Linked DNA regions of Mus musculus: region 1 is linked to region 2. Evidence: chromatin contacts called from ENCODE Hi-C or POLR2A ChIA-PET data. All regions are on one chromosome and are shown on one strand. Each heading gives the region's core, a stretch centred on a gene start or an enhancer-like site at or near the end of the contact. The rest is flanking DNA. Distances are from core to core; before and after follow the strand shown. Region 1 holds the start of 6430590A07Rik (RIKEN cDNA 6430590A07 gene). Region 2 holds the start of Plk4 (polo like kinase 4).

What was found. A loop is a pair of places that touch in the nucleus more often than their neighbours do. ChIA-PET counts read pairs that join two places held with the same protein, here RNA polymerase II (POLR2A).
Region 1: a map of v-Abl transformed pro-B cells shows a loop between it and region 2 (4-fold over the local background). The contact joins the promoter of 6430590A07Rik here to the promoter of Plk4 in region 2. A Hi-C loop is called at or near these places in 1 of 37 maps with a recorded cell type or tissue (v-Abl transformed pro-B cells). POLR2A ChIA-PET finds 5 or more read pairs at or near these places in 2 of 5 experiments (Patski and embryonic stem cell).

Annotation. Positions count from the first base shown.
Region 1 is chr3:40,890,015-40,895,394 of GRCm38, reverse strand. 6430590A07Rik (RIKEN cDNA 6430590A07 gene) reads left to right here and starts at 1,291. Exons shown (of 3, transcript NR_166482.1): 1 at 1,291-1,447. Abhd18 (abhydrolase domain containing 18) reads right to left here and starts at 1,136. Exons shown (of 13, transcript NM_026622.4): 1 at 952-1,136.
Region 2 is chr3:40,798,625-40,804,332 of GRCm38, reverse strand. Plk4 (polo like kinase 4) reads right to left here and starts at 4,382. Exons shown (of 16, transcript NM_011495.2): 1 at 4,050-4,382; 2 at 3,238-3,333; 3 at 2,453-2,548; 4 at 2,261-2,375. The coding sequence starts at 4,079.

The DNA of each region.
Region 1 (5,380 bases), core at 42-2,541, 94 kb before region 2:
ATCGAGGTTAAAAAAAGGACTTTATTTTCTACCCATCTTTAGTCTTGGAACCAATAACGAGAATCTCCTTGTTTCTGTTACTATAGATATATGTGCAGGACTGAATACAATGAAGTATCTAATAATCAGGATTGGATTCAAAGATAATTAACAGAAGACATTTCAAGTTTAACAGTTCTCTAGTAGAATATGCCTGATTGGCTGCACATGAGATGATCACAAATGAAAGATCAAAGGAGAGCAGATGGGAATACCACACAACAGAGAGCTCCTGAGGCAGGACAAATGCTAAGCGCTCAAGGAGTTCAAGAATTGAGACTGGGTCCCAACTCTGAGAGATTCCAGGTAACTTATCTCGACCTCAGGTCTTGATCAGATAGATAAGTATCTGCTTTACCCGTGTCCTAGGAGAGATGTGATCCAATGAAATCACATGACAATCTTATCTAGAGTTAAGAAAACATTACTTTAGGAGACACACGATGACTTCTAGCAGCAATTAGCTGACAAGTCCAATGGCAGGGACAGAGACTAGGAAGTCAACAGTATCTGAGTCTGTTGAGTGTTTATGTTCCTGGTGCTGAAAGCAGCGGGTTGGAGCTAAGCAGGCTTTGCCTAGGGGCTGGCTTTTTGCAAAGTTAAGGTTCTGGGGCCCGGAACCAGCGAGGTTGTAGCCTCCTCAGACCCGACCTTCAGTCCCCTCAAGTGAGGAGCCGGTGGGGGCATCAGTGTCTGGCTGCCATCAGCCGCGACCCCCAAGTCTCTTAGGAGCGGAGTCAGGGGTATAACAGCGGCTGCCTACCATCAGCCTCATCCTCAGTCCCTTTCAGGTGAGGCGCTGATGGCCAGCAGGGTTGGGCCACAGGGGTCCCCAACGCCCTCCCTCGAACCAGGGAACCGCTGCCTTCCTGTCGCCTTGCACGTACGCAGACGACAGAGGCTGTTACTTACAGGCCGCTCGCCGAGGCACACCTGAAGGGGAACTCGCCAAGCCTCTGGCCACCACCGCTCTCCACGCTTAAGGCACCGGACTTTCGCCTCAGCTCGGACAGCAGAGAGCTGAATCTGCTCAGGTACAAAACAGCAGGCGAGCTGCCAGCCAGCCTGACAGGGAGGACGTCCTCGGGGCGGGGCGTGGCGTCCGCGGGACACGCCCCCAGAGGCCGGCTCTGGCCTTGCTCCACCTCTTCCGGCCTGCTCTCTGTTTGCCACCACCGCCTCCTGCAGGGCCCACACGCTTCACACTTCCCTTAGGCTGCCGGTCCGCTTCCGGCCTCGCGGCGCGCACGCGCACTCATAGGAGTGTTTTGACAGCTCCGGGCCTGGAGAAGGAGCAGGTGTCGCGAGAGTGGGCAGCGCGCCGCCTAGCGAGAGCTGGAATTATGGCGAACCTGGGAAGTGAGGCTGAGCGGGAGCCCCTCTTGGGCCCGGGATCACCGGAAAGCAGGTGAGCAGGCGGGTGGGACTAGCTGGGAACAGTGAGTCCACTGTCCGGACCCGAAACCCGGCTGCACATGCGCATGCCCAGCAACGCCTTCGGAGCTGCTTAGGACAGGCTCCGGGATAATCGCGTGTACTTGGGAATAGAGGAGAATCTTGGTGCTTGGAGAACTTGTGTACCTAACAAAGCTGGGCAGGGGGATGCTTCACAAAGGTCACAGCAGTTTCACATTGTAGCCCTTGTGCTGTGTGTCTTAAGCATCTGCCTGAATCCTGTTATGGTAATTCCTTCCTCCTTGAGAATTTCTTTTTCTTCACTATTTTTCCTGTTTTGTATGAAAAAACCTAAGCTGCCTCTTTTACAGCAGACACTGCATTCTGTTGACCCTGTGTAGCTGTCCACTGTCACAAAAGCCCCAAATGGTGGTTTTAACCGACACTCAAGAGCTAAACTTGAGTTAGACTTTTCCTAACCTAATAACTTCTTCATATTTTGCAAATAAACCCACTTAAAATGACTCACACTTTGCTCAGTATCACAGGTCCAAAATAAACACACCTTTAAGCGTTTCATTAGTATTTTCATCCTTGTAATTCTCATTTTGATCCTTATTCATGAGCACTAATTTAGAAAAGTTGGGCTTGTCTTACTGTAGCAATATGTATTTTTACCTTTACGAAGCAGTAAGTATTATTTCATCGAGTCTTTTGTTTGAAGCGCAGTGTGTGTTTTATTAGGTTCATCTTTTGAGGGGGAACAGGTGGCACATGCATCATGGTTTGTACAGAGGCCAGAGGATGGATTACAATTTTATGTTTCTTGATTTTATCTTGAGGTGATTAAAATGAGTAGCAGTGTTGACATTTGTTTTAAAAGAGCTGCATCCCCCAGGCCTGTTGAGACCTTCGAAGCTGTTGGCTTCTGCCCTGCTTTTTGCTGTGCAGCCATCCTTTTGGAGTTCTTAAGCTCTGTAGTTGTCCTGCCTATTCCACGCCTAGAAGAGACCATCCCTCTTCTCCCTTTTGAAATCTGTCAGCAACCCTCATTTATGTTACCTGCAACTCCTGCCAACAACTTTTTTTCTTCCAGGCTTGTTATTTGCCGGGACCCTGAAGTTATTTTTACTTACTGTAATTTTGTGCTTCTGATGTACAGGCTCTGCCAGGCTAGAGCTCCCTGTTAGTCACATGCATAGGGCTGTGGCATTTCCATTTCCTAGCCTTCTTTGTGCTGCTTGCTTTTCTTCTGTTGTATTTCATGTCAGGCCTGTGTTTTCCAGAAAGAGCGTGGGATCCTTGAGTCATAGATGTACAGCTAACCATAGAAATATGATTTTGATTGAAATAAGCTTAAACACATTTTCTCTTACTTTTCTCTCCCTTTTAAATAAGTGATTGTGTTAGGCTTCATCTATAGGTGAAGATGGACAGATGTTCCTGTCCATGAAGAGTTCATTAGATTGAACTCTATGTTCTGTGTTTAGCATTTTAAAAATTAAAAGGAAACATTTTCAGAACAATTCAACAAGTATTCTGTTTTTAAAATCATAAGTTGATTCCCTAGTTATGACTAACTGCAGGGTTTGCTCACTTGTACTTTACTGTACAAAGTTCAGTATAGTAAGCCAGCAGCCCTTATCAAACAAGATTGACTAATCAGGATTTATTGATGTAATTGGCTTAGATCCTTCTTTTCTTGAGTGTCTAGTGCTCTCAACTGACTTCCTTTATGAATTTTATTTAATAGAGCAGAGGCCGACACTTTTTCTGTAATAGACCCATTGGTGTATAGTTTAGGTTTGTTGGTTCAGGCCCAAAGGCAAAGTCATGGATAGCATAGATACTTAGAAGAGAAAATCTGCAGATCATACTAAATGAGTGCATTGTTTAGTCAGTAGGTTGGTCTATTGAGGAGAAACTTGGTCTTTGAAGTTAGTCTTTTGTCATCTGGTAACAACTATTCACCTGTAAACCAGTTTTATCTATCAAGCTAAAGACTGGTGGTGTCTGGATTTGACCTAAAGATTATAGATTGCTAGCCTTACCTTAGGTTTTTTTGAAATACTACAGACACTTCAAATTCTTATTTCAGTATTTGTCAATAAAAGAAATATTACTGCACCCTCTGTCCTTACATGTCTGCACTACCTCCCTCCTCTCTTCCCTCACTCCCTTCCTTTCTTCCTTCCTTTCAAGTAAGTTCTCACTTTGGAGCCCAGGCTGGCTCACAGCTCAGTCTGGTAGAGGCTGGCCTTGAACTTAGGGTCTTCCTGCTTTCCCTCCTTCGTAGTGCAATAACAGTAATAGGCAGGTGCTAGTATGCTTGTCTTACAGTGCAGACCTTTTATTTCTGTCATATGTCTGCAGTTATATTCAGTACTGCTCTCTCCAGATGCTCACCCTTCTTGCTCTCCAGTTCTGAGTCTGACTGTTCTGCCTTTCTGTAGTGAGACCAGAGCGAATTTTGAAAGTGCAGTGCTGCTCTGCCCCAGACTCTGTACAAAAACACACACTGAATCATATTGTTTTACCCAGGTGTTCAGTTCATGCCAGTGTATTATGTATTTTTCTTGGATTTTAAGTCATATATTTGTTAAACATTCTGCCATCTGGAGCTGTGGTTATCAAAATATTAGAACACCATGGTTTTACTTGAGAGAGAATTCCATCAGGAAAATGAATGCCAGGATACAGCAGAACTAGTAGATAGAAGGTAAACGTTAAACAAATCCCCTTGGAAAGATGTACAGCATTTTTTGTTTGTTTGTTTGTTTGTTTGCTTGCTTGTTTAGACAGGGTCTCACTATGTGTGTGGAGCCGCACTCACATTTGCCATTACAAGATGGCGCTGACAGCTGTGTTCTAAGTAGTAAATAATCTGCACATGTGCAGGGGCAGTTTTCCTGCCATGTGCTCTGCCTTTCTCGTGACGACAACTGGGCCGATGGGCTGCAGCCAATCAGGGAGTGACACGTCCTAGGAGGAGGATAATTCTCCTTAAAAGGGACAGGGTTCTGGCACTCCCTCTCTTCGCTTCTTCGCCTCTTCTTCTCTTCGCCTCTTCGTCTCTTTCTCTTCATCTTTTCCTCTGCTCTCTCTCTCTTCCTCTCTGCCTCTCTCTGCCGCGCTCTTCCTCTCTTGCTCCTGAGTAAGCAATAAAGCTTTGCCTCGTCTTTCCTGGCCGGTCGCAAACGCGTGCAAGAACTATGTATCCCTGGCTGGCCTGGAGCTACTATGTACCTTCAAACTTACAGAGATCCTGCTGTCTCTGCCACCTAAGTGCTGGGATGAAAGGCATGCGCCATGACACCCAGGTTCAGTTTTTCTTCTTACACCCCTGTAAAGCAGAAGTCTGTAAAGCTCAGCCTCAGCCATCTAACATGTGTGTCATCAAAATAAAAAATGTATGCTAATTCAGTAAATCAACATCCATATTCTGTTATTCCTTCTAAATTAAAAAAAACATAATAAAAATTTATTACTTTAAAAGATTTCAAATACATACAAAGATTGAAATAATCTACCTAATGCTAATATCTTTCCAATTAGTTTTTCCCCAGAAGTCAGATGTCTTTATACACACACACATCTATTGCTAAAGTAAAGTAAGTTTCAGATATTACGAATATGTTATTGCAGTCTGCCTTTTCCAAGAACAAATACTTCCCTTACACAACTCCACCAATATAATTAGAAACAACAATTAAGGAGTATTATACAATTTATACTCTGTATCCACTCTAATAATGCAATGAACACACATACATACTCATACAAGCCAGTTACCGTTCCTGTGTTGGTTCCATCCTGTTTTGAACTCTAGTTTAGAACTGTCCCAGCACTTGGGAGGCAGAGGCAGGCAAATCTTTGTAAGTCTGAGGTCAACCTGGTCAACATATCGATTCCCAGGACAGCAGGACTACCTAGAGAGGTCCCGTAT
Region 2 (5,708 bases), core at 3,133-5,632:
TTTCATTACTTTTCCTTCTTTAGCATATTTCAAAGTTATTTCTATAACAATATCACAGATTTTTAAAAAATTTTACTTAACTGCCATTGGACATTTGTATAATTTCTGATGTTTCAAGATTTCACAAAAATATAACATTCTTGTTCTTACTTTTTGTGTTATAGTGAGTTTCTCTCTCTCTCTCTCTCTCTCTCTCTCTCTCTCTCTCTCTCTCTCTCTCTCTCTCACACACACACACACACACACACACACACACACACACACACGGAAATGGTCCTTCATTACTTTGGTTAGGACCCTCATGACCACTACTGAGTCTACACGTCTTTCATGTTTATTAGCTATTTGAGCTTTCTCCTTAGTAAATAGTCTGCTCATATCTTCTAGTTTCTTATTTGATTATCCTTCCCCTTTTAAGTACACCTTTAATTTTTCAGCCTGAGTTTTTTAGTTAAATGCACTACAGACAAATTTGTCAGCGGAAAACAGGGAGCCTGGGCTTTGTGCATATGTGCTGAATTAAACATACCCACTGAACTACAGCCCCAGCCTCATCAGTCATACATTTTGTTTGCAGATATTTTCTTATCATCTCTGTCTTAAACTTTGTTGGTGGAAGGGGAGTGCATCTTTGGTTATATATAAGTTTTTAAGTTTAGTTCGGTCTAACATAATTTTTTTCTTTATAAATATTGTCTCAGTAAAATGTTTATAAAAAATTATAAAGCATTTTGAAAAATACAATAACCAACATCTATATGTATGCAACCCATCCTCTCCAGTTTGTATTATTTCCTCAGAATTAACTATTAAAAATGGAACTTGAGAGAAAAGTTATCAATGTTTCACAATTTAGTATTTGTTACCACTGTCCAACAGATTTAAATGTATAAAATGCTCTGTCAGGCCAGTGTGATAGTTAAGCAGGAAAAGGTGTTTGTAGGTGTTTGACAACCTGAGTTAGATATCTAGAGCCCACCTGATAAAAAGAGATGGCCAACTCCCTAGAGCTAACCTCCGACCATAACACACAAGATACAAATGAATAACAGATAGTAAAAACAAAACCAAAAACCTATCAGCATCCATATTCCTTAGCTCTATCTGCAGTATTAGTTGTAGTTTGGAAGAGAAAAAAAACCAAACCAAAACAGTAGTTTAACAACATATGGAGCTTATCTGATTTAAGAAAATGGGGGTACAAATTGAAATTCATTTTGTATTTCATAAAAAATATTATTATGTGTGAAAAAAAGCTTTGTTGCTATGTGCATTTAAAAATCTGCATTGCAAAGATATGTTACCTGGGGAGTCTGAATCACTCCATCCTTTCAGAAGTTGACTAATAAGCTAATAAGCAATAAGTAATAAGCATAGTTCTCTGCGTTTCAGACCTTTCATATATAGTAAATGTTCATAATGTTTATTTGGAAATGTTAGTCAAAGACATTCTAAGTTATTTTCCAGATTTGAAAGGATTTTCTATAAACTGTTACTAATAATTTAATTTAAATTTGTTTTTAGAGAACAGAAGGCTTACAAATCTCTCTACTTTTGTAATACTTGATTTATAAATGCCAGTTTTGTGGGGAGTTCTCCTTTTTAAATTTAAAATAGTTTTATCTGTGGTTGGAGAGATGACACAGCTGATAAAGAGATACATACTGTTCTTGCAAAGGACCCAAACTCTATTCCCAGTATCCATGTTAACCCTCCAAGGGCAGGGACCCCTACCTACACTACATGCACATACTCATAGACAGAGGCACACTTATACACATGCCTTAAAAACAGAAAAGAAATTGTTGAGGCTGAAAGGATGGCCCAGTGGATAAGAGTCCTAGCTCACCACCCAGAGGACCTGGATTCACAACACTCACATGGTACCTCACAATCAGGTTCCAGGGGATCTAATTTCTTCCTCTGAACTCCCTGAGCACCAGGCACACATACAGTGTACAGACACACAAGCAGGTAAAGACTCAATACATGCAAAAAAATAAAATAAAATAAATTTAAATATGTATTACTAATCTGGGTGTAGTGGCTTATACTTTTAATCCCAGCACTCATGAGAGAGGGGTAAACTGTGAGTTTGAGACCAGCCTAGGACAGCCAGAGTCCTTGCATCAACAAAACAAAATTACACAAATGTTATAAAAATACCACATTTTTCAAAACCACACATTGAAAAGCCAAGTTTTACCAAACAGAACAGAGAGAGACAAATTCCACACCCCAACCCCCAAAAGACACCCACCTTCCCTTTCTGAGAAAGGCTTCATTCTGTTCTTCAGATATCTGTTCATTTCTCCATTGTGGCACATTTCCAATACCAGGTAGACATAATTGTTATCTTCAAAGTAATTATAGAGCTAAAACAGAAAAGGGTGCCGTCAACTATACGAACATCCAGCTTTCCTTAACTACTTTAATACATCTGGTATCTTACCTCCAAGACAGAGGGGTGTTTCAACTGGCAATGTATTTTCACCTCATTTTGGACTCTCTGTACCATTCCAGCTTTGTACATGGCTTTCTTATCTATCTAAAAATAAGAGGGCAGATTTATTTGTTGATTTTTATGGTTGTGGCTTGATCTAGAGCCCTGTGCATGCTAGAGAAAAGCACTCTACCACCTAGCTATACCCCTAAGCCCAGACAAAAGCTCAAACAACAACCTATAATTGTAAGAAGTCTTTTTTTTTTAATATAGTCTTTGAAGTCAGTTTACTCCTATCTGTGCTCTGCCCTCGACCTAACAGAGTACATTCCCAGTATGTCCAGTGCATTTATGTGATAGCAGAGATTGGCCCTGGAGTTAGGATTTTCTTTTTCCCAACTCTTCAGAACTGGGATCACAGGCTGACCATAATGGTATTCTTGGACCGTTACAGCCACAAATGAGCATATTATTATTATAAATTGCTGACTTCTCATTACCTTAAGTATTCATAGCAACAAAATGTACTGGTCTCCTGAACCCTAGTAAAGTATAAAACTTCACTTAAGCAAGGTTAAGAGTCTCTTAAATGTCCTTAAATTCAGATGCTGTACTTAACAGCTGTCTTTTGGTTATGCAATGTATTATGCAATTATTACAAATGCACACATTTGGCAGGGTGGCAAGGTGCAGTCTTTAGCAGATAATGAGTGGGACATTTTAAATAGCATGCCTTCATTGCTCTCTAGTACCTTGCAAAAATACTGAAGAAACAATAACTAATACATTCTTACCATTTTGATTGCAACTTCCAAACCAGTGTGTATGGACTCAGCTCTGTAGACACCAGCAAATGATCCTTTACCGAGTAGATTTCCAACCTTAAAGTCCTTTTAAAAAAAAAATTAAGGATTACACGTGAGGAATCGCAGATCTAGAAAGTAAGAAAGTTGGGTAGGGGATGGGATGTGAAATGGGCCAAAGAGAAAAGGAGACATGGTTCAAGCAGCTGCCACACCTCGATGATGCAGGTGTCTGGGGTGGAAGGCATCTTGACGCTCTGAGAGATTTTCTGAGCTCCCTCCCTGATGGAGGCTAAGGACTCTAATGAGCTGGTTAGCTCGGGTCCCTCCTCTGGCCCACCAGGTTCCCGCCGCAGCTCCCGCCACGGTAACCGCCATCCCCGGGGAGGGGGCAAGCGGAGCGCGGCTTTGGAGGCGGGAGTGCGGACCCGACGCCAAGGGACCAGGACCGGGCGGGGCCCGCAGCTGGAGACACACCTGCGGGGTACAAGGCGCTCCCCTCCGGGCGGGGCTCCAGGGGGCGGGTCGCTTCGCCTGTCCCTCGGCGATCAGCCCCGCCACCGCCACCGCGCCTGCCCGCCTCATCCCCGCTTTACTAGTGTCACTGAGCACCAGTGAGCGCCTGAGCCAGACTGGGCCTCAGCCTCAGCCCGCTAACCCGTCTGGTCTCCCGTGTGTTTGTGCCGAGCCACAATGGACCTCCCCTCAGCACTGCGCTCGGTTCACCTCAGCTCACTGGGTCCCGGAATACCAGAGTCCGCCTCCATCGGACCTTCCCTCAGCTCCGCGCCCGCCGGCCTCACCTCGATCCTCTCCCCGATGCACGCCGCCATGTTCCCGAGCCGCCGGCGCCCGGGGCTCGGCCTTCTCGCAGTCCCTCCGAGGCAGCGCTCCGAGAAGCCAGCAGGTCTTGGCGCCCATCAGGACGCCTTCTCTACGCCGCCGCTGGCGACGCCGCCAACGCCACCGAAAGGTACCCCCGGTACCTCCCGAGGCCTGGGCGGCGCCCCGGAGCTCCCATTTTGAAAAATTCCCGCCGGTCTCCGAACGAGCCAGCCTGGCGGTGACGTCAGCACACTCTCCACTTCTTAGAGGCGGAGACCGACACGCATGCGCAGCAGGGGCTTTCCCTCGCTCTAGGCCGGAAGTGGGTTTTAAGTTTGACGGAAAGCGGTCAGTGTACGACTGACCGTAGCGCGGACGCTAATAATAGGTTACGTTTTGACCTGAAGGATAATAGGGCTTTGGCTTCCCGCAGAAAGTCTTTTAAATAAGTGTGTAGGTTTGGCCTAAAGAGAACTAGGGGGAAAAGTCCATTACTTTCCTTAGAACAGCCCCGAACCCGCCAGCCCACCATGTACACCGTTGTGCCATTTTCCTTTTTTACAGCTATTAATGTGTGGTGCTTTAAGATGAACTGTATAGGGAAAACACCGACTCTAAAGTAAAAAAAGCCTGGGGATGTACCTAAGTGGTAAAATGCTTTCCAAGCGTGGACATGTCCTTGGGTTCTAGTTTCTTCTTTCCCAGCAACCCGCTGCCCGGACAGATATTAAAGGTTGGACACAGCGACGCACTGGGGTTGAGTCAGTCCATTCTTGGACTCTAAGGAGTTCCAGGCTAACCTGGGCTACCAATCTTACAAATTTATTTTGAGCCATATGTGAGTGACCTAGGCTAAGTCATTTTCCTCTAAAAATGTTTTGAAGAAAGAGTAGTGGTATGGATCTTTACATTAGTTGCTAGTAAATAATCCGACAGGGGTTTGCTTTTTAGCCTAATTGTTTTGAGATTTTTTAATCAGATGCAAAAAGATCCAAAGTAGTGACTTGTTTTCTGAAGATCCTCAATAGTGTGTTCTCTCTGTGTCTGTGTTTTATCTCAACTCCTAATAGTGTTCCAATCCAGGTCTAGATTGCTATCCCCAAATGCCAGTGATTCCAGGACAAGAAGTGAGGCAAGGAAAGATTCATTTGGAAAGACAGCAAATCAGAGATGATGGCACCTGGGTGGTCAGGGGGTCTATCAACAAAGATGAGTCGTCTTAGTGGGGGCCTGTGTCTCCAAGGGCAATTTATAGTTAGGAATAAGAGGAATAGGCTAGCGGGCACTTTTAAAAGGTTCTATGCTGAGTGAGGTCCTCATTTAGGACCTTTTTGTCTTTGGCTGCAGTATCCTTGAGACAATTAAGGCCAACCTCCACACATATTTAAATGAACACGTTATCCTGCAAGCAAGGCATCACTTCACAAGTTTCATGCTTTTCAGACACTGTGCACATCTCAGGGGTAGGAGATACCGACATAGTGAGTGAGACCTAGCTGCTGTGGGAGAGAGCCATATTTGCCTATCAGTACTCAATGCTGTCAGCTAGCCTCCTGTTATCCACGTCCAGGGGCTCTGATGCCACCTTCTGGCTCCTATCGACATAGCACTCATGTACACAAACCTATACTCACATA